2 separate regions of the Homo sapiens genome follow, and region 1 is linked to region 2. A link is a loop called in an ENCODE intact Hi-C map of the cell type or tissue named here. Cell type or tissue: Caco-2. All regions are shown on one strand. Links, peaks and the distances in the headings refer to the core of each region. The heading gives the core; the rest is flanking DNA.

What was found. Peaks named below come from ENCODE experiments on the same cell type or tissue, not always from the same donor. Only the 100,000 strongest peaks of a DNase experiment are listed, where the experiment ranks them.
Region 1: a loop joins it to region 2, with 3.0 times the contacts of the local background. A loop is called at or near these places in 6 of 110 quality-filtered maps.

What each region holds. Positions count from the first base shown.
Region 1 is chr10:99,692,000-99,707,521 of GRCh38, reverse strand. It overlaps ENTPD7 (ectonucleoside triphosphate diphosphohydrolase 7), which reads right to left. Exons shown (of 13, transcript NM_020354.5): 9 at 11,400-11,566; 10 at 8,664-8,988; 11 at 6,464-6,549; 12 at 4,849-5,010; 13 at 1-3,070. The coding sequence ends at 2,839. It also overlaps a transcript of COX15 not described here and the pseudogene EBAG9P1. Among named protein-coding and RNA genes, the nearest start is that of COX15, 32 kb to the left of the region's middle. In Caco-2, for the core only: a CTCF peak has its summit at 8,900; no DNase peak of the experiment used is centred there.
Region 2 is chr10:99,433,469-99,448,990 of GRCh38, reverse strand. It overlaps GOT1-DT (GOT1 divergent transcript), which reads right to left. Exons shown (of 5, transcript NR_183993.1): 2 at 15,360-15,445; 3 at 15,051-15,251. Among named protein-coding and RNA genes, the nearest start is that of GOT1-DT, 10 kb to the right of the region's middle. In Caco-2, for the core only: a CTCF peak has its summit at 12,798 (motif pointing left); no DNase peak of the experiment used is centred there.

The sequences.
Region 1 (15,522 bases), core at 6,901-11,900, 260 kb before region 2:
ATGCAAATAGAAGAGAAATCTTTAAAAACCAAAGGGTATGGCAAGATAGATTTCTGCTCCTAGAAGCAAATTATTTTATTATAAGGAAGAAATATATTTAAGTAATTGGCTCTCAGCAAGGAGTAAGTGGCTTTTGTTTCTAGCTAATAAGATTTCATTTAAAATCTATTAATTGGGAGAAGAGAATAAACAAAGGAGCCCATACCAATAATAAATATTCAGTTCTTCTGAGGGATATGACAAAATTTTCCTTCAGTACTGTGGAACTCCTGGAGACCTTGCTCATGGTAATAAAGACAAGCCTAGATACCATAATATTAAAGTAATGAACAGGAAATAACACATTAAACACTCCAAGACAAAATAAGAATAAGAAATACATATATATTGAAAAAGTGATAAATGTAGGTATCCTGAGATTCTCAACTATAAAAAGAACAGTAATAGCAATTTGAATAATACACATAAAATCCTTAAGAGTGTCTGCTACATAACAAAGGCATAACAAATAATGGCTATTATTACAGCCAGGATGAAGAATACTAATAAGAGCTTTCAAACTGGACCAACCACTACTTCCGTGTTTCAAGTTCATTTTTAGCACATGAACATGATCACTGTTAGCCAGTGAAGTAGCTTCTGACTAGATCATTGATTAGATCTCACAAAAAACCAAAAATAGTATATGGAAACCAAGATGAGAGCAAAAGAAAACGTTACCTGAGTAGGCAGCTAAAACATATTTTGACATTATTTTTAAGCAGCATTCATAAGGTTCACGGAGCACAGATAATAAAAGAAAAAGCAATGTAGAAGTCTTAAAAACCAAAGGAAATTGCTATGAAAGAAACCCTAATGAAAGGTAAGAGATTTCCAAAGGAAACAGAGGGCAGGTGCAGTAGCTCATGCTTGTAATCCCAGCACTTTGGGAGGCTGAGGTGGGAGGATTGCTTGAGCCCAAGAGTTTGAGACCAGCCTGGACAACACAGACTCCATCTCTAAAAAAATAAAATAAAAAATTAGCTGAGTGTGGTGGCGCACACCTGTAGTCCCAGCTACTCTGGAGTCTGAGTTGGGAGGACTGTTTGAGCCCAGGAGGTTGAGGCTGCGGTGAGCCATGATGTTGCACAACTGCACTCCAGCCTGGGTGACAGCGTGAGGCCCTGTCTCCAAGAAAAAAAAAAAGGAACAGAGTCTTTGCATGCTTAATCCATGTTTATCTAATTTTAAAACAATACAAGACTGGTCATCTTTTTATCTACCAACCAAGGGTCAGTATACTTATTTTTATCTTAGTTTATTTCTAGGATGATCTTAATTTCTTTTTCCCTGTTTTATGAAGCATTTAGTTCCTTTCTGTTCCCAGTATGAAATTTATTTTTGAAGAATTCTACTTTTGTTTTCTTTAAAGCCAGGGACTTTTTCCCCTATTAATCTAATCCCAAAAATCAAAGGTGACGAAAAGAAAAGAAAATGCTCCCAGCCGTGGGAGCATATTCGTGGAAAGGACATTCAAGGCTACATGTAGGAAAGGGTAAAATATAAGAAAGATTCCATGCGGACCCTGATGAAGAGAAATCCTCATGCAATTTAATGGCTAAATGTGGAGGAGAAGCAAAGCTCTGGAAGGGTAGTGGGTGAAGATGTAATTATTATGGCTTTTCCTCTCGCTTCATTAATGGAAGTGCTGTTTGTGACTCAGCAGTCTCTTAATAGAGGTTCTGAAAGTTGCCAGATGGCTTATTAACAGATTGATCTATTCCAAATTTGCTCCCTTTCAGACATTCCAAGAGTCATAAATTGAGAAACTTCTATTTCTCAGAAATAATTAATAAGAACTTTGATTTTATTGCCTTTGCCCACTCTCCTGATTCTGTTCCCCTTTTCTTTAAAAACAACCCAAATACATTCCCCATACTACATACTGATTTTAGCAGTGAAATGAAAGAACTCTCTTTATATCTTCCTGTGTAAGGGCTCACAAAAACAGGCCCAGGGAACAGTGACCTAAAATCAGACAAATCCAGGTTCCCAGTCCCCATCACAGTTTCTCCATCCTACTAACACACTTAAGGCTCAAAAAGCAAAATTAATGCCCAAACAGCCTGTGAGGCACATAAAAATGGAAAAATTTTCTATCCTCATCATACCAGGCATCAGATAAGATACTAAAATCTTCCACAGACCATTCATTTAGAAGGGGTTCTAACCTTTAAAATCATGTACTAACATCATCAACACTACGACAGGGATCTTGGATCACACCCATGATGGCTTCTTTGTCAAGGAAGCAAGGAAGTTATATCATTTTGGTGCCTGGAAATTCCTATGTGGTCGATTGAACTGCAAAGATCTTGGATCCCTGTTAAAGGTTGTGGATCTCCACATAAATGATATCTCTGTTACAGAGAAAGAAGGGGCTGCTGCACTTGCTAGAATGTCTCTGGCTTTGTATCAGATGCTACAAATTTCATTTCAACCAGGCTTCCAGTGTGCCAAATGCCAAACTTCATGCTTTAGCAAGGGAAGAAAAGGTGAGATTCTAGGAACACACCAGACCTCTCAGAAGGAGTCGAAGCCTGCTTCACTTGGACAAAGCTTGGTCCCCCGTATTAGCACCAATCTCCTGTCATTTAGTTCCTCACAGATTAAATTATAGCTTCTCTCAGAGAAGACCTGGGTACGGAGAAGGAATTACGGTAGAAAGTAAAGTAGAAATTCCAAGGGCAAATATCCACAAGGTCAGACATCACAGCATCTGAGGCTATATAAGAAAGTGGAGGAATTCAATGAGCAGCAACTCGGGGGTGCTCAAGCTTCTCTAGTCCTGGTCCAGCCTCACGGCCCCACCTGTACTCCCATCATGGGCACCACCTCTTCAAGCCACAGCAAGTCCAATGGAGCTGAGGCTCGTGTTTGTCGGTGGTGAATTCGGCGTAGCCGCAGAAGGTATAGGAAGATGGCCAGTAGCACCACCAGGATACAGGCAAAGAAGAGATAGTGGTTGTATACAAAGGAGAGACGGAACCAGCTACCATGGGCTTGTCGGACACCTTCCTGCCGAAGATCCCTAGGGAAGAATTAAGAATTTGTAGGTGGAAAAAACTGTTAAGTTTCAAAGGGAGACATTTACTGATTTGAAAGGCCCAGTAGTGTTATCACATTTATTCCATCCACATAAACATTTTATGACACCAGCTCCACAGAGCAGGCAAAGCTGAAGAACATCCCCCGCCCCAGGAGCCCTTCTGTGTCTTCCTTCCCACGGCCCCCAGAAGGGACCTCCAGGCTTACACCCTCCAGAATCTAAGCCAAGATGGGAAGGCCTTTGAAATTGAATCCCAAAAAATGAACAGAAAGGCTAGATTGATCACCTGTAACATAAGTCTTAAAATATGGCTTATAAATACAGTACTAATGAGAATAGGGTATCCCCTGAATCCAATAAAGAAATCAGAGTGTGTGTGTCTAAATCCTTTTTTTAAAGTTGCTATGCAGCCAAGTGCAGTGGCACATGCTTGTAATCAAAGCACTTTGGGAGGCCAGGCCAGGAGAATTGCTTGAAGCCAGGAGTTCAAAACCAGCCTGGTCAACATAACAAGACCCCATCTCTGCAAAAGAAAAATCAAAAAATTAGCTGGGCATGGTGGCGAGCACCTGTATTCCCAGCTACTCAGAAGGCTGAGGCAGGAGAATCACTTGAGCCCAGGAGTTCAAGGTTGCAGTGAGCTATGAACACGGCACTGCCACCACACTCAGCCTGGGCAACAGAGCAAGACCCTGTCTCAAAAAAATAATAAAAAATAAAGGTACTATGTTTCCTTAGGATCTAGGATATATCTAAATAAAGCTGTTACCTGATCAACTGTATTACAGTCAGATAAAAATAAGGCGATATGAAAACCAAGTGTAATGGTCCACCTGGCTAGAACAGAAGCCACTCTTCAGCAGTCCAGATCCAGATCTAGTTTTGTCTGGTTTGACCTGCAGTGTTCTTCTAGAATGCGAATCTCTAAACTGAAAGACTTCATAAAAAATATGGATTTCTGACTTTTCTGGACAGATGAGAACTGGCAAATGCTGGGACAGTGCTTGTGTGTGACAGTAACCAGCCCATTAACTGGGATACATGCTCCAGTTGTGGGCAACCCCCACCTAGCCCACTTCCCTCACTTCTGTCGCCTGCCTGGCTGCTGACGGTATTGAGTTTAGAGGAACAGACATCAAAGATACAAAATTCATCTGAGTTTATCTGAAATAGTCCAGGGTACAGGTACCTAAAAATTGTCCCAAATATCTGACAGTACATAAAAGTAAGGTATCAGGCTACCAGAGTTTGATGAAAGTAGCCCCACTAAAAACATCTCACGTCCTTTATTCTAATTCTGACCCACCAAAAAGCCTTCTAAGTCAATGACACAATGTCTGGAGTGCCTCTGTATGTTATGAAAGATTGCTCTAGACATCCTACCCCTGTTCTTTAGTCAGATGTGTTTTCCAGGGTAACCCAAGAATGACATTTTAGCTTGTCAGTATCTTGGAAGTGATTAGTAAGAGCTCAGTCCTAAAGACTGGTTTGTTGTGAGTAAACAAATAAAGCTGGATTTCTGAAACAGCAAAGCTGAGACTCCAGACCAGTAATGCTCAACCTTCTTTCTGTTCGAGCATGCCTGGTAGTAACAGTGGCTCACATGGAAGTAAAGGAGTTTGTTTTTGTGAGGGGGTAGAGAGGAAGGTCACTTAAGACCTATTCTAAGCTGGTTAAAAAAAAAAAGAAAGAAACCGATTCTGAGGCATCAACTGATATCCTCTGAGCTCAAGATACCAGATTGGTCAGTCTTACTTTACCTGAGTGGTAAGAATCGTGTTTTATATAGAATGGCTCCCAGCGTCCACTGAACCTCTCGGTCATACACCAGCTGGGCTGTCCGCAGGTTTGGGTAGTCATAGGGAAAGTGGAATCCTTCATGTAAGACTTGGTACATCCAAGCCGATTTAAAACACTGATATCTGTGTGACAAAAATAATTAAATTTTAAAAAAAGAGAAAAGAATTCTAATACTTTCCTTTGCAATAAGCCACTCCGTATTCCCACAAGTTATTAAAAGACCTACCTCCTCCCGCTTCACCTTCCTCACCTCTAAGTGGGTTATTTCTAAGTCAGCCTACTTATCTTGTGTTTACCACAAAGGCAATAATGATACTGTGGCTGTGTTTTTCTTTTTCTTTTTTTTAAGAGTCCCTATCTTCAGAGAGCATATTAAAATATCTACAAATGTAATTATAGGATGTTTGGGATTAGCTTCAAAACAACCCAGTTGAAGTAAGAGGGGGATTGTGGATGGGAAAACAGATAAAAACAAGATGGGCCAGGAGCTGATAAATGTTAGTAGGAAAGCAGGGTGACAGGTACACAGGAGTTGATTACACTATTCTAGTTTTGTTTATGTTAAAACAATTTTTGTTTTTTTTTGAGACAGAGTCTCACTCTGTCACCCACGCTGGAGTGCAGTGGCGCGATCTCAGCTCACTACAACCTCCACCTCCTGGGTTCAAGCAATTCTCCCTGCCTCAGCCTCCCGAGTAGCTGGGATTACAGGCACCTGCCACCAAACCCTGCTAATTTTTGTATTTTTAGTGGAGACAGGGTTTCGCCATGTTAGCCAGGCTGGTCTTGAACTCCTGAACTCAGGTGATCCACCCACCTCAGCCTCCCAAAGCACTAGGATTACAGGTGTGAGCCACCATGCCCGGCAATTTTAAACAATTTTTAACTAAAACATTTAAAAATGAAAGGACCAATGAACCATACTGGCAAAATGTTATTTGTTGAAGCTGTGTGATAGTTACATGAGGGTTTATGTTGCTATTCTCTCTACTTTTCTATATGTTTGATATTATCTATAATACAAAGTTAAAAAAAAAATCACTTTTGGCCGGGCCCGGTGGCTCATACCTGTAATCCTAGCACTCTGGGAGGGCGAGGCAGGCGGATCACTTGAGCTCAGGAGTTCAAGACCAGCCTGGCAACATTGCGAAACCCCGTCTCTACAAAAAAATACAAAAATTGGCCAGGCATGGTGGCACGTGCCTATAGTCCCAGCTACTTGGGGGGCTGAGGCAGGAGAATCGCTGGAACCCAGGAGGCGGAGGTTGCAGTGAGCTAAGATCATGCCACTGCACTCCAGCCTGGGCAACAAAGTGAGACTCTGTCTCAAAAAAAAAAAAAAATCACTTTTGTTGTCAAATCACTTGTTGAGAACTCTGTTTGGTAACCACTGATTTCTTCTGGCTTTGCTATAATAGGCTCACTATTTTGGCCCCTATCCCTGAGAAAATCAAGTCTGGAATAATCAAATGCTCCCTCAACATGAAATCTAATCTGCATTATTGCTCACTCTCCATTATAATCTGCCATCTAGATTTTAAGTCCACATCTAAGGAGGAAAGGGAAGTAACTTACTTGAGTCGATGCTCATCTGCATGTGATGAAAAGAGGCCATTCTTGAATCTCTGAGTTAGTACCGACCAAGCCATGCCACAGTAATCCTGGATCAACCACAGAGAAATAGTGCAACATGAATTTGGAGGCAAACTCTCTACCTTCCCCACAGTCACAGCTGTTCCATTTCTAAAGTTACTTGTGGGCTACCAGCTGACAAAGGAAAACAGAAATGGTGTGTTCATTCACTAAACACTGCGTCATACCCCTGTTTATTCCCGTCATCCCATGTCTAGCACCAAGCCAGCTTGATGTGGCTTCTGAGCCTCTTAGGCTTCAGAGGGGCTGAGGTTAGGACTAACAAATAGCAACGTCAAAAGACAAAGATAGTTTCATTCTACTCCACATAGGACTGACATGAGCAGGGAGAGCAGATGGAAGAGGATGGTTAGAAACCTGTCATTGGCCTCCCTCGGTGTTGTAATTCTCACCAAAATAATCATTCCTTTTGGTTTGTATGTCTGCTATGTGCCAGGTGCTGTTCTAGATGCCAGGGAATCATGCAGTAAATAAAACAGACAAAAATTCCTGTCCTCAGGAAGCTTACATTCTAGTGGTAGGAGACAGACAATAAACACACACACACACACACACACACACACACATACACACACACACACACACACGGTACGTTGGATAACATAAATGCTCAGGGAAAAATAAAGCAGGAAAGGGCAACAGGTAATATGGGGAGCGTTGTCATTTTGGATAGAGTGGTCCCAGAAGGTGGCTCTGGGAAGATAACGTTTGAGTCAAAGTTAAAAAGGTAAGGGAAAAAAATCGCTTTTACCTGGAAAAGATAATATGTTAAGCCCAATAACTTGAGCCTTTTGGTGTTCAAGGGAATAGAATTTGAAGAAGTTTTGAGATAAGAGAAAGAGTCAGGCCATGGATAGTTAGGGAGCTCTGGGCTCCAGAAAAACAGGGAGCGTGAAGGTCGTCCTGGAGGCTGGAGAGAAAGGAGCAAATACAAACCAGGTGTCCCACAGTATTTCTTAAGGACTGTCTTTTGGGAACAGAACAGTACAGATACTGCAGATATTATTTTGCTGGAAGCCTTACACTAAGAGAACCCTAGAGAATTGTAAGAAAGAAAGAGAAAGGTAGGCAGGGAAGAAGGAGGGAAGGGAGGGAGGGAGGGAAATATGAGGAGAGGCTGGGTACGGTGACTCACGCCTGTAATCTCAGCACTTTGGGGGGCCAAGGCGGGCAGATCACCTGAGGCCAGGAGTTCCAAACCAGCCTGGCCAACATGGCAAAACCCCATCTCTATTAAAAATAATAAAAATTAGCCAGGCATGGTGGTGGGCATCTGTAATCCCAGCTACTCGGGAGGCTGAGGCAGGAGAATCACTTGAACCCGGAAGGCAGAGGTTGCAGTGAGCTGAGATCATGCCAATGCACTCCAGCCTGGGCTACAGAGCGAGACCCCATCTCAAGAAAAAAAGAAATATGAGGACAGATTCTCCCATTCGTTTCTCTGATGAAAAAGATAGAGACACGCAACAATTCAAAGAGATGGCCCTAAATAAAGCAGAAAATGATAGAAAGCTGGCTAAACTTTCATCTGTCCAGGTACCAATGATTTAAACTTATATGATGCTTAAGTCCTATATATGCTCAGAGTGAATTTTTACTCCTCTATTTTAAATCTAAACAAACTTCCACCATCATTGCTTTTTACAACATCTAATATTCCCAGGGACCCCATACCACTCTGCCTCTTAATACCTCAACCCAAAAGAAAGATGGGCTTGCCCCTCTGGGTGATATCATCTCCAAAAGCACATTACAACAGAAAATAGCTAGCAAGAGGAAAAATACTGGAGGTGACATTTCTTGGGCATAAACATTAAACAAGACTATTGGAAAGTTGGAAGAAAAACCATTAGCCAACACAAAAATTTTATGCCTGGGTAATAATTTGGGTGGTATGACATCCATGGAAAATAAATTTAGTTAATTAGAAGGCAGTACAGCATAGCTAGATCCTTAAGTTCTCTGTCCACTTCCTCATCTGTAAAATGAGTGTTCAAAGGGCTCCTGCAAAGAACAAGTGAGATTCTGTATGCAAAGCCCTTTGCACAGCACCTGGCACAGAGTGAGGCATTCAATAAATGGCTGCTGCCAGCATAAGCCATGTTTATCATTAATAATTTACCTGAGCAGCCTTGGCAAATGTTGGCCCATGGTAGCGGCCACCAATGCGCAACACATCCTCTGTACAATAAAAAAACTCAGAGAAGCCGTAGAACTCGCTGTTGTTGAAGTCAATAGGCGATTGATATATGCCATTGAGTGAGGCCTGGCTGGTGTTGGAGCGAGCCAGCAGGGGGCTCAGCATTGCCCCACAAGACACCCAGTCTCCTCTTCCTCGGACATGTAAGACTTGGCTGTTCCTCTCCACCACATCTGTGAGTCCCACTGGCAGGCAGGGATCCAGAAATGGATTGTCGGGACTCAGACCTGTCTTCTGACCAAGCAATCTGCCACAATGACAAAAACAAACAAACAAACAAACACGTCATGCCTGTATTCAACCTAGTCTAAGAAACACAATGTGCATCAGAAATATCTTACTACTGGTTTTCATGATATCTCTAGAAACGAGGATGGAGTGCAATTTCATCACATAAACATTTAACTTCAGCAAGTTAAATTTAGAAAAAAAAGAGAGGAATATGGTGATCAATTCTGTTCGACATTTTAGTCAACATGTGTATTTCCTAGTCTGTAGTGAAATTGGAGATGTGAATCTGCTGTTCTCCATCTGGTCTTCATTCCCACGTACCTCCTAAAAGTGCAAGGACCTTATCGTGCGGAGTGTGGTTCTAATGTTTAAAAATACAACTGGTAGGGGGTGAGGTGGGAAGGACTGTGGGGAGAGATTCCTGAAGAGCAGACCACGGCAGTGGCCCATGTGCAATGGCTGGCAATGGTGATGGAGCCCATGCCTGCCTCTGAATGAGCAGTGCTGGAACAGAACAGGCACAGCACCAGCTCCAGGAAGCCACCTGCAGAGCCTGGAGCCTCTGAGTGGGGAGAAGACTGGAAAGCTTTGATTCCCACCATGGCCGTAACACAGGTCCAGTTATTTTGAGTTTATACTTGCCTAGCAACCATATTCTCATTCCTCAAAATGATGAGTATGAAGATCTGTCCAAGGACAGAAATTAAGTTGGGGTCCAAGTAACTTTGCCAATTGCAGTTAATTATTCATCAGTTCCTAAACAGACAGATGTTGAAGAGTGGACTTCTTAGAATGAGGATGCGCCCACAGGTGTAAAGACCGAGGGTGAGAATGGAATGAGGCAGTACAACAGAACACTTTACAACAACTGGAACCGACTATTTTAAGGATGTGACACCAACTGTAAGGAAAACTCAGAAAATTGTTATTGAGAAGAGACAATGATCATTTTGCCATCTCAGGAAATAGGTTAATAGACTGGCAGCTACACAAGATATGCCTTTTACTCATCAGTCACCTGATGTAGGTGACTTAGCTACTTGGCAAGAAAATACCAACGCATGGGAAGAAGATGCAGTCTGGCAAGAAGTAGTTTGGAGGCAGCAGAAAACAGCAGACAGAAAAGAAAGGAGTAGAACAAAAGAAGAAAATGGAAAAGGAAGCACAGCAGCTAATGAAGAAGGAAAACCAAAACTGGTGTGAAACTTTCAAAACAAATGATCTTCAAACATCATGGTGCCTGCAGGAGACATCTGAGCACCTCAACCCAAGCAATGTTTGTATAGATTTAGGAGTACTTTCAGAATACAAACACACCACTTGATTTTAATGCATTAGTCAATCATCCAGGGCACCAGGATTCTCCCAAAGCACCTTGAACTCCTAGAGACTAAGACTTACAAAAACAAAATAGACTTATGGGACAATATTTTCTTCAACATGCCGTAAATATAAGATAATTGATTGCTGTGGATAAATTATTACAAACGGGGTATACCAGTACTTCTTCAAGCTAGTGTTCGTAGCTAAATGGTTAAGTATACGTAGGTAAGTGTGTTGTTTGCTTAGTATCAGCCCTGCCCTTTCATCTGTGGTCCTTCTCTCCGTGACTGGGTTTCTCACCCTTCTGGTTACCTAGGCTAGACCCTCAGCACTGCTGGCCATCCTCCCTGCCCTACCTACGCCACCACAATCAATCACCCAATTACTTAAACTGGTTTCATTCCAAAATTTTGTGTAAATTTAATGATGGAAAAGAACTCTGCTTTCTCTTATGCTTTCCTTCAGTGTGCTTAATGATAAAATAAATAATTTTACAGACTTAAAAAACAAAAAAGAAACAAGAAATCCCACCACTGTTTGTACATTAAGGTCTAACTACTTCATCTGGTACTCAAATGAAGAATCTGTGATCTGTCCAATGCTAAAGGAAAAACTGACTATTATGAATTTGATGAGAGACCATTTTAAAAGTTAATTTTAACTATGCTTGCTTTTTATCTTTTAGACATACTACAGAACTGAACTCTCACAAAAGATGCAACTGCACTGTAATTCAACAAACATGTCTTGAACACTTCCATGCAGAAGGAACTGCTAGCAGCTACACTATATATTGTACATTTTAAACTGGCAATTTAATTCATCTCCCTTTTCCCATGATGTTAGGTCTGAATATGGGAAACAGCAAGAGATCACAATAAGCTACTGTACTTTATGAGTCCTAATAACAAAGATCAGAATGCACCCTCACCCAGAGTGGGACTGCTAATAGAGGTCTTTAAGAGATGCTACCCCATTGGCAGGGGTAGTCAGAAAGAAGGAGGAAGCAGGGACTTATCTGTCTTAGGAGGATGTGAGTATTTCTCCCTAATATCTGCAGCCTGACATTATATTTCAGAAACTCAGATCCCATATCAAATGTACCTGTTTTTGTTAAGAGTTTCATTCAGAACAAGGTCTTCGTAGCGCTGCCGGGCAAAGTTGCCTCCGAAACCCAGAAAAGTTGTGACATAAACCCTGTACACGTGTTCAGTGTGTTGCACATCACAGCCCAGGTTGAACTCAGCCAGCAGGATCTTGGCAGCTTCTTCCTATAATACAATACCAAGAGAAAAAGGGAATTTTAGTTTTGGTTGCCTTCTAGAAAGCTATGACATTGCTAATACACGAGGCTTCATTTCTATGACTACTCTTTAAAACATCTTAAGCATTCTTTCATCCTCATAGCATTATTTTAAACAAAGACACAAAATGACAAGACTGCACTAAAAGGTACAAATTAGACACTAAATTAAGAACTAAATATGAAATTAGAAACCCAAAACACTATCTGTAGTTATATAGGAGGTAGAATTACTACAGATATCATTTTCTCACATGTATTTTTCTGTATTTTCCAATTCCCTCAATGGGAATGTGTTATTTTAATAGGAAAACATCCTTTAATAAAAATAAATTTAAGGAACTCTGTGGATCATCATAAGATCTATTCTGTGGCCTTTTCTTTTTCTTTTCTTTTTTTTTTTGAGACAGAGTCTCACTGTGTCACCAGGCTGGAGTGCAGTGGCATGCTCTCGGCTCACTGCAACCTCCGCCTCCCGGGTTCAAGCAATTCTGCTGCCTCAGCCTCCTGAGTAGTTGGGACTACAGGCACGTGCCACCATGCCCAGCTAATTTTTGTATTTTTAGTGGAGACGGGTTTCACCATGTTGGCCAGGATGTTCTCGATCTCTTGACCTCATGATCAGCCCTTCTCAGCCTCCCAAAGTGCTGGGATTACAGGTGTGAGCCACTGTGCCCGGTTCTGTGGCCTTTTCTAACATTATCCAAGAAGCCCTAAGGTTCCTTATGACAGGTTTGGGGATTGGGAAAGTTCAATTTTATTGTACCGCCAATGAAAAGGTGCTATATTTTTTTCTTGAACCTCAAGGGCAGAGGCTGAATTAATCATATTCCTCAGCTCATTCCACATTATCATGGCAAAGCCTCTCTTTTGCTTTATTTATTTATTCTCTTTTATCTTCATACTTAATCTCATTCCATTCTCTGCCATGGGCAACCATTCTAATGTGTTATGTATAATTTTTGTATATATGTATTATTATAAAATGAGGATTCTTGTTTTGAATGTATTTCTTTTTAATTTGTGAAAAATACCATTGTGCCCTGCAATTTCACTCCAAGGTACATACCAAGAGATCCAAAAACTGGGGTGGGCATGGTGGCTCATGCCTATAATCCCAGCACTTTGGGAGGCCAAGGAGGGTGGATCACTTGAGGCCAGGAGTTCGAGACCAGCCTGGCCAACATGGTGAAACTCCGTCTCTACTAAAAATACAAAAATTAGCCAGGCATGGTGGTGGGTGCCTGTAATCCCAGCTACTCAGGAGGCTGAGGCAGGAGAATCGCTTGAACCTGGGAGGCAGAGGTTGCAGTGAGCCGAGATCGTGCCATGGCACTCCAGCCTGAGTGACAAGAGTGAAACCCCATCTCAAAAAAAAAAAAAAACAAAAAAACTTATGTACATAGAAAAATGTGTATATGAATGTTCACAGCAGCACTGTGCATAATAGCCAAAAAGGGAAAACCACTGAAATGTTCATCAGCTGATAAATGGATAAACAAAATACAGCATGGTTGGTCATACAATGGAATGCTGTTTAGCCATTAAAAAGGAATGAAATACCCATACCACGAGATGGCTGAACCTTGAAAACATTTTGCTAAATAAAAGAAGCCAGACATAAAACACCACATATTGTATGATTTCATTTATACAAAATGTCCGGAATAGGCAAATCCACTGGAGAGAGAAAGTAGATGAATAGTTGTCAGGGGTAGGGAGAGGAGAGAATGAGGAGTGACTGCTAATGGGAAATGAGTGGGGAGTGAATATGGGGTTTCTTTTTGGGGCGATGAAATGTTCTGGAATTCAATAGTGGTGGCTGCACAACTTTGTGAATGTACATAACTTTGTGAGTTGTACAAAAAAATATATTAGGCATTCAGGATTATTTAAAATGTTTTAAATGCCATTGTCTCACAGTTTCTTTCATTTTTACCAAGCACTAAGATTCATCTTGAAGAGCCATTATATTGCTATGTGTAGTTACTATTTTTTTTTTTTTTGAGATGGGGTCTCACTCTGTCACCCAGGCTGGAATGCAGTGGTGCGATCTTGGCTCACTGCAACTTCTGCCTCCCAGGTTCAAGCGATTCTCCTGCCTCAGCCTCCTGAGTAGCAGGGTTAGAGGTGCCTGCCCACCCTGCCCAGCTAATTTTTGTATTTTTAGTAGAGACGGGGTTTCACCATGTTGGCCAGACTGGTCCTAAACTCCTGACCTCAGGTGATCCACCCGCCTTGGCTTCCCAAAGTGCTGGGATTACAGGCGTCAGCCACCGTGCCCGGCCTGCTATATGTAAATCTAATTTGTTGCTTGCAAGTATGCATTCCGTACCAGTGTTGCTTTCCATAACCATGTTCCTTTCTAAATCTGCACACACACAAAAGTCATTTCTTTAAGACTTGAAGCCCCAGTCCCGCTTGTCACCTATTTCTTAGTATCAGATCCATGCCTTCGTTTTACCTGTTAAATACATACTAACGAATATAGACTAAAAAGTATCACAACCTAGTTAGTCCCCCACATTTCCAACCCCAGCATGAAATTCTCTGCTGACTGCTAAACTCACATTTCCAACAGTCCTGTGGATATTCTGACATATATGTTCCTTGGGTATCTTAAACTCAATATATCCAAAATTGAAGTCATTAGTTTTACAACTTCTGAACTAGAAGACCAGATAGACGCTCTCATCCAGATCTCTCAGGACAATACTGTTTGCTTAATATCACCCCTGCCCTTACCCCTGTTGCTCTTCTCTCAGTTACTGGGTTCCTCAGTCTTCTGGTTATCTAGGATAGATCCTCAGCACTGCTGGCCATCCTCCCACCCTACTCACACTACCACAATCAATCGCTCAATTACATTGGGTTTTCACTCCAAACTATCCCCTGAAATCTGTCCCCTCCCTTTCATTTCCACTTACTTTGTCTAACTCAGCCCTTTATTACTTCTCACTCAAGGTTCCGTGACCTATATTCTTTCTCCTACTGACACAAAAATTTTTTCACTACAAAAAGATCAGATCACAGTCACACAACTGACATCATCACAAAATTCAGAGCTGAGAAGGACCTTCACAGTTTAATTATTTTATAAATGAAACTGAGGCCCATGTGACTGCCTTACTCAAAAACTTTTGGTGGTTTTCCACTATCTATGGAAATAAAAGCCAGTCCCCTTATGATAGCACTCAATACTGCTCATGATTTAGCTCCATCTTATCTTCCCAGTCTTAACTACTAGCACACCTGAAAATCCTATACTGCAAAAGGCTATTCGTCATTCCCTGGACATTCTGGCCTCTGTGCTGCTTTTTCTGTGCCTTTGTATATAGTGTTCCCTCCATGCAGGTGGCCTTCCCTCAGCCTCCACTCTGCAAAAAAAAAAAAGCCTACTCTCATCCAAGGCCCAGGTAAATACTTTACCTTCCATGAAGCAAGAATGGCTCCCATTCAACTTTGCAAGCTAAGTTGGCTGCCAGTCCCCATATTGCCACAGCTCTCTGTTTAAACCAGATGTTCTCAATGATGGGCAATTTCCACCCTGCCCCACACATCTGGTAATGTCTGGAGACACTTTTGATTGTCACAACTGGAAGGGGGAGGGTTGTTACTGACATCTGGTATAGGCAAGAGATATCATATGATGCATGGGATAACCCCTGATGACAAAGAATTATCTGACCCAAAATGTCAAGAGTGCCAACGATGAGAAGCCCTGGTTTAGATCAAGTTAAGCACTGCTACAGTCTCCCTGATATCACAAGCTGTCTCCACTGACAGATAAATTATAAGTTTTTAGGGACAGTGTAACTCACATGTCTATTCCTTGTACATAATATTGTCTATTCCTTGCACATAATGGGTGTACATAATAGGTGTACATAATGGCTGTACAAAAAGTGTCTGTGTAGGATGAAA
Region 2 (15,522 bases), core at 9,970-14,969:
TCCTGAAATCCTCTAAAATAAGAATGTAAAGTTAGGACAATAGTTTGTTTATTTGCTGAACTTACATCCCCCAAAGAGTCCTAGACTCTATAAGGAAATCTTTAAAACAACAAACATACCTTAAATCAGGCAACAGCAAGATTAGGAGGGACCAGCAGGAGAGAAACATCCAACAAGCTCAAAGAGGGAGAAAAGGTAAGTACAAAAAATGTCAAATTCCAAAAAATGCTTAGTTTAGAGTTTAGCCCAAAATAATGTTCTTCTGGGCCCCCTCACACTCTGTGGAATCAAAGCAGGCCAAGAAAACCCAGAAACAATACAAATGGTCATCAGTAAAAGACTGGTTAAAGAAGTAATGGTGCCTTCATACCGTGGGCTGGTATGTGGAAAAAATTAAGTTGGTAAAGCTATATACACAGATATAAAAAGTTTGATCATTATATAGTTTAAGAAGCAAGTCTCAGAGCAATATAGATAATAGAATCCTTTCAATTTAAAAAGTATTTGTATATATGTATGTGTATATGTGAGTGTGTGTGTATATATGTATATATATATATATATGTGTGTGTATATATATATATACCAAATTGTTTGCCATGGATATTTCTGGTAATGGGGTTACAGGTAATAGGTTGGGGGAGACAGGGGAATTTAATAACTTATTTTTGCTTTATATACTTGTGAAATGTTATATATCCTACACTTGTTTTATTTAGAATGAGCATTTATTGTTTTGATAAAACAATAAACAATAGAAACAACCAGAGCATTCATTGATCTTTCTTTTGGAGAAGACACACATGTTGTAAGGAACATGTTCATTACTACTGTTTGGTTTGCTCCTTGGAGAATTGTGGGTGCCTTTTGCACCTGTGGGAGCACTTCTGGAGATAAATCCTAAGCATTTGTCAAGGGACTGTACGTGGTTATCCCCTAGGGGACACTCCTAGGGGGAACGAAAGCATATCCAAACTGAAGACATGGCAAGGCACACCAGGGGAGAGATGTGGAGGCAGCTAGAGGCAGGTTTCACAAGTTTGCTTCCTAATGCAACTCAAGGATGCACTCAACAAATGCCTTGACGATTTTTTTGTTGTATAAATGAATTCCTAGAAAAATATGTATAAGTAAAATTTTATATCAACTGTAATTTTAAGCAGCAAGGGAAAACAGTATTTAAGAGGTGTTGAGGTCCAGAGCATGGCTCTGGAATGTTAGAGATGTTTTGAATTCTAAGTTTGCCACTTACTAGCTTTGTGATTTGGGGCACATTGTCACCTCTCATGTTTTCTTACTACCTCTCTGAGTCTCTTTTGGGGACTCTTCCTTCTCTTTCCATTCCTGAAATGCTGGCACATCCCAGGCTGCTGGCCGAGGCCCTCTTTGGTCTTTCCTTGGTAATGTCATCTTCCCATAGCTTCAGTTCCCACTGCATGCGCATGGCACACATTGGCTCAGGCCAAATCTCCTCAGCTACATGCTTTGACTAATACCTAATGAATCTCCATAGACACATAGTAAAACCCTTTAAGGTGTTTTATAGGGTGCTTCTAAATCTGGGTCCAGTGTATCTTGATACAAAATATTTTACATATTTATGGGGTACATGTGATATTTTGTTACATGCATGGAATGCATAAGAAGTCAGGAGTATTTATCATTTGTAAGTGTTGGGAACATTTCAAGTCCTGGCTTTCAGCTATTTTGAAATATACAATACATTGTTGCTAACTATAGTCACCCTACTCTGCAACTGAATATTAGGACTTAATTCTTCTAACTGTAAGTCTATATCCATTGACCAACTTCCCTTCATCCCCCTGCCATCCCACACACCCTTCCCATCCAGTGTACCTTTTCAGTCTTGTTGCTGAAACCTCTCTTTCCTCTCCACTCTAATCATACCAAATCACTTTTCAGTTCTTTGACCATGTTATATGCTCTCTTAACTCTGGGGCTTTGCAACTGCTGTATCCTCAGCTGTGAGCCCCCTTTCTCCTGCTTTTGTGTTGGCTAATTTGTGCCCATATTTAGATCTCAGCTTAGACCTCACTTTTTCTGAGAAACCCCTCTTGATCCTCCTTGTCTAGGCTAGTGTGTTAGCACCTAACCTAGCAATTTCCTAGAACTGCTCTCCTCACACTGCACTGAATGGTTCATTTATACATTTGGATTGCTCTCAAGATTGTTATCACCATGAAAGCCAGACAGTTGTGAGTCCCTTGGTATCTGGGGGGAACTGGTTCCAGGACCCCTGCAGATACCAAAATATGGAGATGTTCAAGGCCCTTATATAAAATGGCATAGTATTTACATGTGGCCCATGCACATTCTCTCATCTACTTTAAATCATCTTTAATTACTTATAATGCTTAATACAATATAAATTCTATATAGATGGTTGCTATACTGTATTGCTATATTTTAATTGTAATTTTTAATTTTTTTTGTCTCAGATATTTTCAATCAGCAGTTGATTGAATTCATGGATGGGGAACCTGTAGATTGGGAAGACCAATTGTATTTGTCTTGTTTGTCACTGTATGCTTAGAGCATAACCCCTAATACTAGCACTTAATAGTCCCATAATAATTGTTGTATCAATTACTGTTATTATGAATATGAGCAAGGTGATATAATGGTTAAGAGTTGAACTCTGGTTTCAAATTTTAGTTCTTAACAGCTAATAAAAAGCAATTGGCTAAAATCAGCAGCTACTATGACAAAGTCATGTGGCAGCATCGGGCTCAGCAGGGACTTTATTGGGAGTTACCTTCCAGATGGGCATCTGAGAAGTTGGCACTGGGTGGTCTCTGGGAGGTGCTTCTGCTTCAGGGAGTGGTCTCTGGGGACTGTTGTTATCTTCAGAAGAACCCTGAAGATGAACTGGCTCTACCTTTAACAGGAACAGCTGCTGAGAACCAAGTCTGGGCTTGGCAGCCAGTGGGGAGGGGAGCTGCCCCAAGAGGTGCTTCTTGAGGGTGCTCTTAGGAACCCTGGCTAGAGGTGCTGCCCTGGGCAGCTGCAGATAGTAGCATTGCTTCTCAAAGGGGCCCCAGGATTACCTGCAGCCAGACTCACCTAGAGAGTTTGTTAAAAATGCCTATTCCTTGGCCCTGCTCCAGATCTTCTGAATCAGGATCTGTATTTTAAACATCTTTTTAGGCTGGGCACGGTGGCTCACGCCTGTAATCCCAGCACTTTGGAAGGCCAAGGTGAGCGGATCACGAGGTCAGGAGATCAAGACCATCCTGGCTAACATGGTGAAACCCCGTCTCCACTAAAAAATACAAAAAATCAGCCAGGCATGGTGGCAGGCACCTGTAGTCCCAGCTACTCGGGAGGCTGAGGCAAGAGAATGGCGTGAACCTGGGAGGCGGAGCTTGCAGTGAGCTGAGATCGTGCCACTGCACTCCAGCCTAGGCAACAGAGCGAGACTCCACCTCAAAAACAAACAAACAAACAAACCAAAAAAAAAACATGTTTTTAAACATCATTTTAAAAGTCTGCTTCACAGATTTTTCTGAGGTATGTTAAGATTATAAGATTGGAGAACCACTGACAGAGGCTGAGTTGAAGAGACCTTGAGATACCAATGCATCTCAGCCTCTGCTTTCTGGAGTGGAGAGGCATTTTTGTTTCATTACACTCCCCTTCCTGAAAATCCAGCAAAATCAGAGTCCCAGGCCCTCTGCGTGGAACCTCAGACTGACTTCTCAGATCTTAAATGGTTGCCAGCCCTCAAAGACCAGCTGGAGGATGTAGCCGGGAAGAGATGTTTGTAAATCAAAGTATAACTTTCTTTGAATTATTAGGCATTATATGTACTTTTCTGAGGAGAACATGAATGAGCATTTGGTTTGCAGGAACTGTCTTGTTAAAAATGATTTTCTTTTGCGAGAAATCTCAATTATGGTAGATGAGCCTTGGTCTGGATTCTTCCTGTTGGGTCCTTTGAGGGCGACAGGGCCATCCCGGCACATTTGGTTGAGGTGAGTGAAATGTTTTGTAGGTGACATCTACTCTCTGTATCTGTCAAACAAAGACGGATGAGCAGGGCCTCGGCTGCCGCGGGGGACATTACCGCCTTGGTTTTCCCATCAAACTTTGTCAGGCTTTGTAACTTGAAGAAATGAAACAGGAGCTGGAGAGGGACAGTTCCTAACGAGCTGTCAGCAGGGCCGCCACGGGCTGGAAGCCTCCCTCTCTGTCGGCCTGCCTCAGCCCTGACTTTGTTCCAATGCCATTAGGGCAAAATCCTTGATTTTCTCCTACAGAAAAAGAAGTGGCCTGGAGCTGAGAGGCACAGATTTATAAGTAGTTTCTCTCATTATGCACTTCCAATGCTTAATCACCATTTCAAAGAGGAAGAGCTATCACAGCAGACTTCGAGGATTTCTCCCTAGACAGGATGCAGATCCCTTCTCCTGCAGCTTAGTCAGTGTACTTTTCTCACTTGCCTGAAATGGAGGCGACCTAACCCTCAGCGAGGCTGAGTTGTAGATGGCTGTCTGTACCCGGTGATTTTTAGGGCTGGGCCGAGGAAGGATTTACAAAGTACTGACATCAAGATTCTTCTAGAAGTACAGTGCTTGCCTGGGTGAGTTTTCCAAGGGAGCAGAGAGGCTGTTAGAGTCAATGCCAAGCATAACGTTGGATAGGGAGGGTATCCAGAGAAGTCAGGGAAACACAGTTCCAGCCATCTTAGGGTCAAGAAGTGACAGGCTCCATAACAAAAGCCCTGCGTGTCCTAGGAGCTTTTGTTTTGAGTTTATATTTAGATTTGCTTTGTTTTTTTGTCAACCACTATATTATTTATTATATAATTATTCACTCAAAATTGTAATATTAAAATAATAGTTTAAATAGTCTATTATCCAGGATTATAGATGGTATGACAGCTGACAGCCCTGGAATATGTTTTGAATAGTTATGCAAGCAGTGCATGAATATGTTTTTGTTGTAAAATGTTTAGAGGTTTACACAGCAAAATGTCCCTTTCCCTTCCATTCCTATTCCCAGATGTAACCACTGTCAACAATTTGGTACATGTCCTTCAATAATCTTTCTAGACGTTTATGTATATGTGCATGTATATATGCACATAGCTTTTACATAAATGAGTTCATATATCACGTATTGTGCGTTTTGTTTTACTTAATAGTATATATCTTGGAGATGTTTCCACAGCAGTACATATAGGTCTGCCTCATTAATTTTAACAGTGCAGTATTGCATCATATGGATGTGCCCTACTTATGTAATCACTCACTAATTGGTGGACGTTAAAACTGTTTCCATTATGTTTGTTATTACAAACAATGTTGCCATGAGCCTTCAGGCATATACCTCCTTGTACACATATTTTGGCAGGACAGATTCCTGGAGGTAGCCTTGCAGGGTCAGTGGCAAAGCTCAAGCCATATTTTTCAAGCAATTTTTAGTCCCTTAGCATTTCTATGTTTGCTTATTACACAATGGATCTAACTCTCCTCATCTCAGGACTCATCTCTATCAATGGTTTTCAACTCTGACAGTATGTTAAGATTCACTTCCACTGAATCAGAATCTTTTGGGAATAGGGCTCAGGCTCTGGATTTTCAGAAAAATTTAGAAAATTCTGAAGTGCAGCAAGGATTAAGAATCATTGATCTAAACAAAATAAAACAGAACTCTAGAACATTTCAAGATAATATTTAATATAACCAATTATGGAAACAAATAGTCATTGATTAATCTTTAATTTACTCTTAAAAAGTTTGAATAAGTCAAGTTGTCCAGGTGCAAATAAATTTTATATTTAATAATTCTATTGCACTTTTATCTTTTGAAAATGCTTTCTTTTTTTAATTTTTTTTTTTTTTTGAGATGGAGTCTCACTCTGTCACCAAGCTGGAGTGCAGTGGCGCAATCTCGGCTCACTGCAACCTCTGCCTCCCAGGTTCAAGTGATTCTCCTGCCTCAGCCCCCCAAGTAGCTGGGACTACAGGTGTGTGCCACCATGCCCAGCTAATTTTTGTATTTTTAGTAGAGATGGGGTTTCACCATGTTGGCCAGGATGGTCTCGATCTCTTGACCTTGTGATCCGCCCATCTCAGCCTCCCAAAATGCTGGGATTACAGGCATGAGCCACCTCACCCAGCCAAAAACTAATAATAATAATAATAATAATTTTTTTTTAAATCTCAGAGCATCTTCCCTTCAAAGCTGTAAGCAGGGTGGGTCAGGAACGGCCTTGTCCATTTTACAGTCCAGGAAGCTCATGGGAGTAAAATGATGCTTCTTTATTTATTGTGCTTGGGAAAAATCTGAGGATCATCTTAAAATGCAGATCCTGATTTAGTAGGCCCAGGGTGGGGCCTGAGATTTTGCATTTCTAACAAGCGCCTGGGTGGCGCTATACTGCTGGTCTGAGGACCGATCTTTGATTAGAGCACCTAGATAAAAGTCAGCTCAATACAAGGGAGAAGGAAATTCCCTGGAAGAAACTATGTGTCATCGAAATGATAAATACTTGCCATAACAAAGAGGTGAAAGGAGAAGGAAATACAGGGTGGGGAAGGGTGGGAGACAAAGAGGCCCTTCCTCTACATCAGTTAAGCAAGGGTGTCCTTCATCTTAGGGTCCATTGCCTTAAACAGGGGCATGTCCTGAATATGACATTAAAGGCATTCTAAGCTATTGGTTGTCACACCATCTATAATTCTGAAACTTTTCCAATATTGTTTCTTGCCTCTGACTATATATAACCTTCCCTTCTGGGGGATCCTGATGGGGTTCATGGACCCTTTAGTTCTCATCGCACTGCTTTCCATGCCTCACTCACAGCCCAATCCTCCCTTGGGGGAACCAGAGGCCCCAGCTCTGAGCTTGACCTGTCTATGCCCATCACCTGCTCTTTTGACACAACGGTCTTCCAGAGGAGACTTTGCAGCCTAGCTCTGGCCCCCATGCCCATCACACATGAAGGAGATGCTGCGTGTCACTTGGGGATGTCCACGTACCACCAATGACAGAGCTGTCCTCTTTGGGCAGTGCCAGTATGTTTTCCTTTTAACCTTTAGAGATTCTTGTCCTATGTAGTATAAGAATAACAAACACAAATAGATGTTTCTGGTTCTACCTTCTCTTGATATTTGTGTCTTCCTTTAACTTGATAAAGATCTATGTTATTCTTACAGGAAATGTCTTATTCTTCACATTTCCCAACAGAAACACAAAGATAAAAGTACTTATATCTTATGAATGCAAATTAGATTTTTAAAGTGATGTTTTTGCCTTTTGGGAAAAAAGCTAGAAGCAATAATAAAATGACAAGACGATAAATTAAAAATATTATTTTTAATGGGCCATTTTCTCTTAAAAACATTGGCTGCCAACATGGACTCCAGAACTTTGTCGTATGTGCAAACTGTAAGGTCTAAGAGGTATAGCTGGGGTAGGAATTAGAAGTGGAATGCTATCCATGCTGGATGGAAGATTCTGAGGGGGAAAGAACTGGCCTCAACTAGATTAATTCCCTCTATTTTATGCTTTCATGGACTTTTTCCATGAAGATATGTGGCACTTACCATGGCTGTAATTTAGTAATCTCAGATTATTAAGATATGTAGCACTCAGATATGGCTACAGTTTAGTAATCTTAGTATTTCATTTGTGCAATACTGTTATTATCTGTTTCCCCATTAGATTTCAATCCGTGAAGAAAGGGATTTTGTCTTTTTGTTCATCATGTTATTCTTAGCACCTAGTGCAATGCTGGCGCATAGTAGGTGGTCAATAAATATTTATGGAATGAATGAATGAATGAATGAATGAATCATGAAAAAAAGAAACACTGGTATTGTTATGGAATGGAGTTAAACTAAGGTTAAAATAAAAACTGGCTGGGCGCGGTGGCTCAGGCCTGTAATCCCAGCACTTTGGGAGGCTGAGGTGGGCAGATCACCTGAGGTTGGGAGTTCGAGACCAGCCTGACCAACATGGAGAAACCCTGTCTACTAAAAATACAAAATTAGCCGGGTGTGGTGGCGCATGCCTGTGATCCCAGCTACTTGGGAGGCTGAGGCAGGAGAATCACCTGAACCCAGGAGGTGGAGATTGAGGTGAGCCGAGATCATGCCATTGCACTCTAGCCGGGGCAACAAGAGCAAAACTCCATCTCAAAAACAAAAACAAACAAAAAACAAAAACTAGCCAGCAGGGTGGGTTGTGCTTATAATTCCAGCTACTTGGGAGGCTGAGGTGGAAGGATTGCTTTTGCCCAGGAATTTGAGGCTGTGATAAGCTATGATCATGCCACTGCACTCCAGCCTGGCAACAGAGACTCCATCTTAAAACAAAAAAGCCTACAAAGCTTAGATACAAAAAAAAGATTCCTGATTGAAAAAGTTGGAGACTCATTGCTTTAGTTATGCAAAAGATTAAAATACACACAAACAACCTTACCCCTTTAAACAATTTTGACATTGTTATGTAATTCTCTGTAGGCCCTATGCCTCTTCCATTTCTAGAGCAAGATGTTTCTGTGTTTGGAACTTGGAAGTGTTGTCATGGAAATGAATATGATGTCAAAAAACAAATACAGTGATTTTATCATAGGAACAATGACCTCCCATGTTCTTTTTAAACACAACTATTAAACCAGTAATACACTAAAACATGATTTTAGAAATATGCTCTACCTCAAAGGGAAGTTGTGGGAATGATTTTTAGACATGATTTGATATCAAATATTCTGACTTTCTGGGGCAAAAGCATAATATAATTTCAAAAACAGTAACACTTTATGCATTCTTACATTTAGTAAGTTTTTACCGTGTGGGATGCAATATGGCACCATGGAGAAGTGACCCTGGAGGCAGACTGTGTTCATATCCCCACCATTGTCTAGCTGTGCCATCGTGGGCAAGTTACTTAATTGCTCTTTGCCTCAATTGCCTCATCTGTTAAATGGAATAATTAGACCACCTGCTTCACTTATACAACTTGAATGAGTTAGTGTTTGTGAAGAACTTAGAACAGTACCCAACATATAATAAGCACTATATAAATTCTTTTAAATAAACCTTTGTGATGTGTTAGACACGTATAAGTAGTGAACTAGTATCTATTAAACACTTGTTGCAGAACAAGTAATAATCATTAGGCAATTTTACATCTATTCTAATTAAAACTCGGATGCAAATATCCTCATTCATTCCTTCAGCCAATATTTATTGTCTGTTCGATGTCAGGAGCTGTTCTCGGTCTTTGGATACAGAATTGTGGGATTCATTTTTTTTCTTCAATTCTCAAGTTCAGGAGTACATGTGCAGGATGTGCAGGTTTGTTACATAGGTAAATGTGTGCCGTGGTGGTTTGCTGCATAGATCATCCTGTCACCTAGCTATTCAGCCAAGCATCCATTAGCTGTTCTTTCTGATGCCCTCCTTCCTCCTACTCCCACCCCTGACAGGCCCCAGTGTGTGTTATTCCCCTTCATGTATCCATGTGTTCTTCATCATTCAGCCCCACTTATGAGAACATGCAGTATTTGGCAGTATTTGGTTTTCTGTTCCTGCGTTAGTTTGCTACGGATAATGGGGATTCATATTTTTAAAAATCACTAATTTATTAACTAAGGAGCATCAATAGCTCCCCAGATTTCCAGATCAACTCTAAACTGTAGCACACCACATTGTTCTTTATTTAAAAATAGTTTCTCATAGTATCTGAAGTTTTAAGTTACTACACACATACATACTTTGCTTTGGAGAATTACTTTTTCCTGTCCTACTTCATTGTCATTGTTAGAAACTATCTAAATTTTCTATTCCTGTGAAGTGTCTCTCAAGCCTGTTTTTAAAAAATTTTTATTTATTTTTGTTGACTCAGCAGGTGACTTGTTACACACGCCTTAGTGGATTCGACTTCCATGGCCACTGTCCTGCTTCAAACCTGTCATTTTTATTTTCAATGAAAACTTGATTTTTTTTTAGGCTACAAAAATAATACATGTGTTTACTCTTTTTCTGTTAAAGCAAAGCTACAATGCATAACTGTATGCCTACATACCTATCTTTGAAAACTTGTATAAATTTCTTTAGGATAGATTCCTAGAGGAGAAATTGCTTGGTCAAATGGTATTATGTGCATTTTGACTGTTATTACCAAAATACAAGAAAAGGCTTTATTCATTGACAGTCTCCCCAATAGTGCATGTCATTGCTCTTTTCCCTCAACACTATTTTTTGAACATTTAAAATGTTTGTCAGTCTAATGGGTAAACATTGATAAATCAGCGTGGTTTCAATTTTATAATGAGGATGATTTTGGACATGTTTACTGGTTATTTGTATTTATTCTTTTCTGAATTTCTTTATATCCTAATTTTTCCACCAATACAATGAAGCTCTGACTATATAACAGATGTGACTAATAAGCATGTTGCAAATATTCTTCCATGTTATCACATATTTATTTATGGTGTCTATAGCCATGCAAAGTCAATTATTTTCTTTATAGCTTCTGAGATTGTGCCATGATTAGGAAAGTCTATTCTACCCTAATACTATGTTTCAAATATATTATTTTCCCTATATTGTTTAAAATATTTAAATCTTATATCCATCTATAATTTATTTTGTGCAAAGGAGAAACCAATTTTTTAATATATCAAACAAATCTGACATAATTGACGGTCACAACATCAGATGAAAATCTGTGCTTGAAAAGGTGCATTGTTTTTAAAAGAGTTAAATACAATCTTGCCATCTTGAGAGTTCCAGAACTCTCTACAGCCAATGCAAGGGCCTTTTCTAGGACAGTTTCCCGTCATACTCCAGGCCTCACACATACCGGCCAAATAAAAATGCTATTGTGATACCAATAGTGATTAGAAATAATACTTTATTTTCAGTAATTAACAAAAGTCAGATATCCTGAAAATCAAATAATTGGCAAGTGAGTTTATATTTTAACCTGATAATTTCCTTCTCATAAATGTTTAATTGTATGTTAGACATAAATCACTCAAGAAAGCATTTTATAGCGGCACCTTCTTTTCTGGCATCTATTTTCAGGTTTATAGAAAATGGCTAGGCCAGGCACAGTTGCTCATGCCTGTAATCCCACCACTTTGGGCTGCTGAGGCGGGTGGATCACTTGAGGTCTGGAGTTCTAGGCCAGTCTTGGCCAACATGGTAAAACACCATTTCTACTAAAAATACAAAAACTTGCCAGGCGTGGTGGCAGGCACATGTAATCCCAGCTACTCGGGAGGCTGAGGCAGGAGAATCACTTGAACCTGGGAGGCAGCAGTTGCAGTGAGCCAGGATGGTGCCACTGAACTCCAGCTTGGGCGACACAGCAAGACTCTGTCTCAAAAAAAAAGAATTCTGGATGAAAAAGTCCTAGAGATGTGTTGCACAACAATGTGCATATAGTAAACACTAATATACAGTATACTTAAAAATGATTAAGATGGTAAATACATGTTTTTTTACCACAATTTTAAAAAGAGTTAATTATGTCTTGTGGTTTATGTTTTTAATCAACCAACAAATATTTGAGTACCTAGATACCTTATTGTGGAGGATACCAAGAAGTGCAATTGATGGTTTCAGTTCTCAAGGAACTAGCAACCAAGTTGGGAGAAAATATTGAGTATACATAAAAGTTAATTAACAATCTCAGGCAATAGAATGATACCAAATGAGGAGAAGAGACATAAAGTCTTCTAGGCAGGAATCTTTTTGGGCTACAGTGATAGAAATATTCATTAGGTACTTAAATGGCTTTCAAACCATTTTAATACATATTTTCTAAATTGACCCTTTTAATAAATCTAGGAGGTATTATCTCCATTTAACAGATGAAATAAAAGCTCAGAGACTGTAATTTGCCCAACTTCACATGGCAGAGCTGGGAACTAGACTCAACGTCTTTCAGTGCTTATTCCTAGTGGGATTTATCTAAATTGGCATTGAAGATTTGCTGCCAAAAGAGTTTTCAGGGTTAAACAGAATCCAAATGTGCTAGGATTACCATGGTTTTGTATTTGCTAAAATTAGAATTATTCTGTCAGCTTGCTAAAGAGCATCAAGTAACTTTAGTAAAAAATAACAGATCATTTTTTCTTGCTGTTTACCGGTTAGGGAAACTCAAATCATACTGTGATAGAATGACGACGAGCATACAAGGCTTCAATTTCACTACTTATACACAGCCATTTAGCCAACTGCAGTCCCATGAAAGACATTCTTTACCCATCTTGTCTGACACCACTCCTTAAAGTCATAATACACATACTGTATTTGAGCTAGTTCTGACCTGACCCACGTATGACAGAGAGCAACACTAACACAGCAGAATAAAGGCAGTGAATAAGAATTTAGAAGCACTTATCAGGGCTAAGACTATATGAGTTACACACATTTTTTAAAACTACATCCTGCTATTTCAGTAGATTGACTTCTATCCAGAACGTGCAGGAGCATTAGGTCTGTTCATACAATAACCCTATCTGATTACCCAGGGTCAAGCTACTGTTTATCTTTACTAGACAGAACCCATATCCTGAGTGGGGGACCTCAAACCTTCCGTGTTTTTTGCATTACCTGGTGCACCACTTCCAGGTAATGCAGGCTCTGACATTCTTTATACATAATCACCTAAACCATAATAAAAATACTCCAATTTTTTGTTTTTTTTTAATGGTAAAAGTAAACACAGACACAGGGGTCAGGAGCTTTGCCTTTATTTTCCTTCTCAAGAGTGCTCAACATTTTGCAAAAGAAGGATAGTGCTGCCCTCTACTGCTCAATGTTGAAATATTATTAATAAACGAGGTTCCTACTAGCTTTGTGTACTAGATTACCACAATTTATTACACTGTTTTAAACGAACCCTTTAAGAGTTATTTAAAAGACTGTGTTCTTGGCAAACACATTGAATTTGTTTCCTTCATTATCTCTTCATATACCTTCATCTTGTACCAAAGAGTAGGATTTTAGGACACGACACAACCAAAAGAAGGACATTACAACTTTGGGGAAGAAAGCTTAACATGGCTCTAGAAGTAAGAGACTGTACTGGTGATCCATTTAAGGAGAAACGGGGCAAGGAGAGGAAATTTTCTTCTGACTTCAAGGTCTGTAGCCTTCCCATTCTTCTGTTATTTGGAGTGTCTTCATTTGTTTTTTTGCTAAGGCAATCCATTTCCTTCTTTCTGTTTCTTTGGAGAAGGCTGCTGCCCCAGGATGTGGAGAGAATAGTGTTTCTAAAACATTTTTCTATTCTTCAGAAAAAGATAATATAGCTATACAAAGGGCTATCATTAACATTTACATTTTAATTAATTATTAATAAAGTTGTCTTATTACCTTTAAATTGCCTTGAGATTTTATAGATCTCTACAAAGACTTCTTGGAGGGCTCTAGATATTTTGAAAATTGTGTTCTCTGTTTTCTTTTCCATTTGAAAAATATTTCGGAGTACATGCCTGCAAGGGGCCAGATCAGGCAGACTTCAAAGAGAGTTTGCCTAACCATTAGCACCCTACAGCAACCCAGGGACGAATTTCCTCATATGACAATAGTAAAAACAATAATTTCTATAACTGTGTTAAATGTGTGTATATCAACACTAAGCAAAATTCTTTTTAAAAGTAAATTACATATAAGAATATTAAAACTCAGACACATCAAGTAATTTACTCAAAGTTTCAAAACTATAAGAGGCAAAGCTAGAATTTGACTCCAGGCCCCAGCCTACGTACTGTTCTAGTATACCGCTAGTAATTTAATAAAAAAGCTAAACAAATCTCAAAGGCAAGTGCTTGTAAACAACATCTGTGATGATAATAACGGTCCCAGTTAATACCTGAGTACTAAGTGTCAAGTACAATTCAGTTTTGTATGAAATCATTTAATTAAATTAAATCATTTAATCCTCATAGCAATCCCATGAGGTAGAACTATTATTATTCCCAGATGAGGAAACTGAGGCATACAGAGGCAATCTAGTTCCAGAGGCCATGCTTTTAACCATTATGCTAAACTGTTTCTTAAGCAACATACGAAAACTATACAACACAATTTCTAAATGGTGCCATGGAACTTAGTCACGTTCAACAAGTAAGTAAAACCATCAGTAGTTTTCAGTCCTATTGATCTATCTGTTATACAAAGATTTCAGCAGCTTTAAATAAAGTTCTGCATATGTGGGTACTCAGTTCAGGAACTAACCTTAGACCGTGTCCACTCTATGCCCTTCTATGAGGTAGGAAACAGAAAAATACCCTCACTTGGTTCAATCCATGTGTGCGGATTATGGGAGGAGTCATACGTAAGGGAGGGAAGGAGAGAACTGAGGGAAGAGAAGGAGACATGATTCCATGAAGGCACACTCACGAAACAAGCCAGTGAATTTGAGAGGAGAGGTGATAAAGGATCACTTTCCTTAGGAAGAAGAGTAAACTCATTACAGTGGGAGAACAGCAACACCTCAGGAGCCCTATGCTTATCTTATCGCACACTATTTAGCCACACTGTGCCTCTATAACAGATCTCATACGGCTTTGGTTTTTAAAGAAACATTTGCTCAGCACACAACTCAGCTTCTAAATAATATCCTACCCATAGTGCCAGCACTCACCCAAATATAACGACTCCAAAGAATGACAAACTCATCCCTCCCCTGACTTTTTCCTAAGTTTAGACCTTCGGGTATTCAGGGGCAAGACTGAGTAAAATAAGCATGTGTGGCCTGGTGCAGTAGCTCACGCCTGTAATCTCAACACTTTGGGAGGCCGATTGCTTGGCCCAGGAGTTCGAGACCAGCTTGGCCAACACGGCGAAACCCCATCTCTACAAAAATTAGCTGCGCATGTTGGTGCACACCTGTGGTCCCAGCTACTTGAGAGGTTGAGGTGGGACAATCACCTGAGCCCAGGAGGCAGAGGTTGCAGTGAGCCAAGATCGTGCCACTGCACTCCAGCCTATGCAACAGAGTAAGGCTCTGTCTGAAAAAAACCCAAAACACCATCCACATGCAGATTTACTTACAGGTTCATGCAGTGCTCACTGCTCTTCTTGCCTGTCCAGCCCTGCAGGCTTCAGATTTCCAAGACAGTATGTTCTAAAGGAATTCATTCCAGGTGATGCTGTTGCTATATGGGTTCCCAGTTCCTCTTTTCCACTTCTTTTGAAGAAAAGGTTTCAGGGACAGGAGCAGGGGAAGGCAGAAGAAAGATGCTAGGAGGACTTCTGAACAGACAGTCATAAGGAAGGCAGGAGGCAGTGAGAACACCAGGCTCTTTCTCTTCTGACCCTTACTGCTCTTTCCCTGGACACTCACTTTATCTGGCTGCCTACCTGTCTGGGCAGCATCCAGCTCTTGAGTTGTTTGCTTGAATTATCCATTCAGCAAGGAGGCAGTGTTGAGTCAATTCTAAGCAATTCTAAATTTAAAGTGTTAAAATTAGCGATGACTTGGAAAGCATTCTGTTTATTTCAAGACTGGCATTAAATTAGAGGG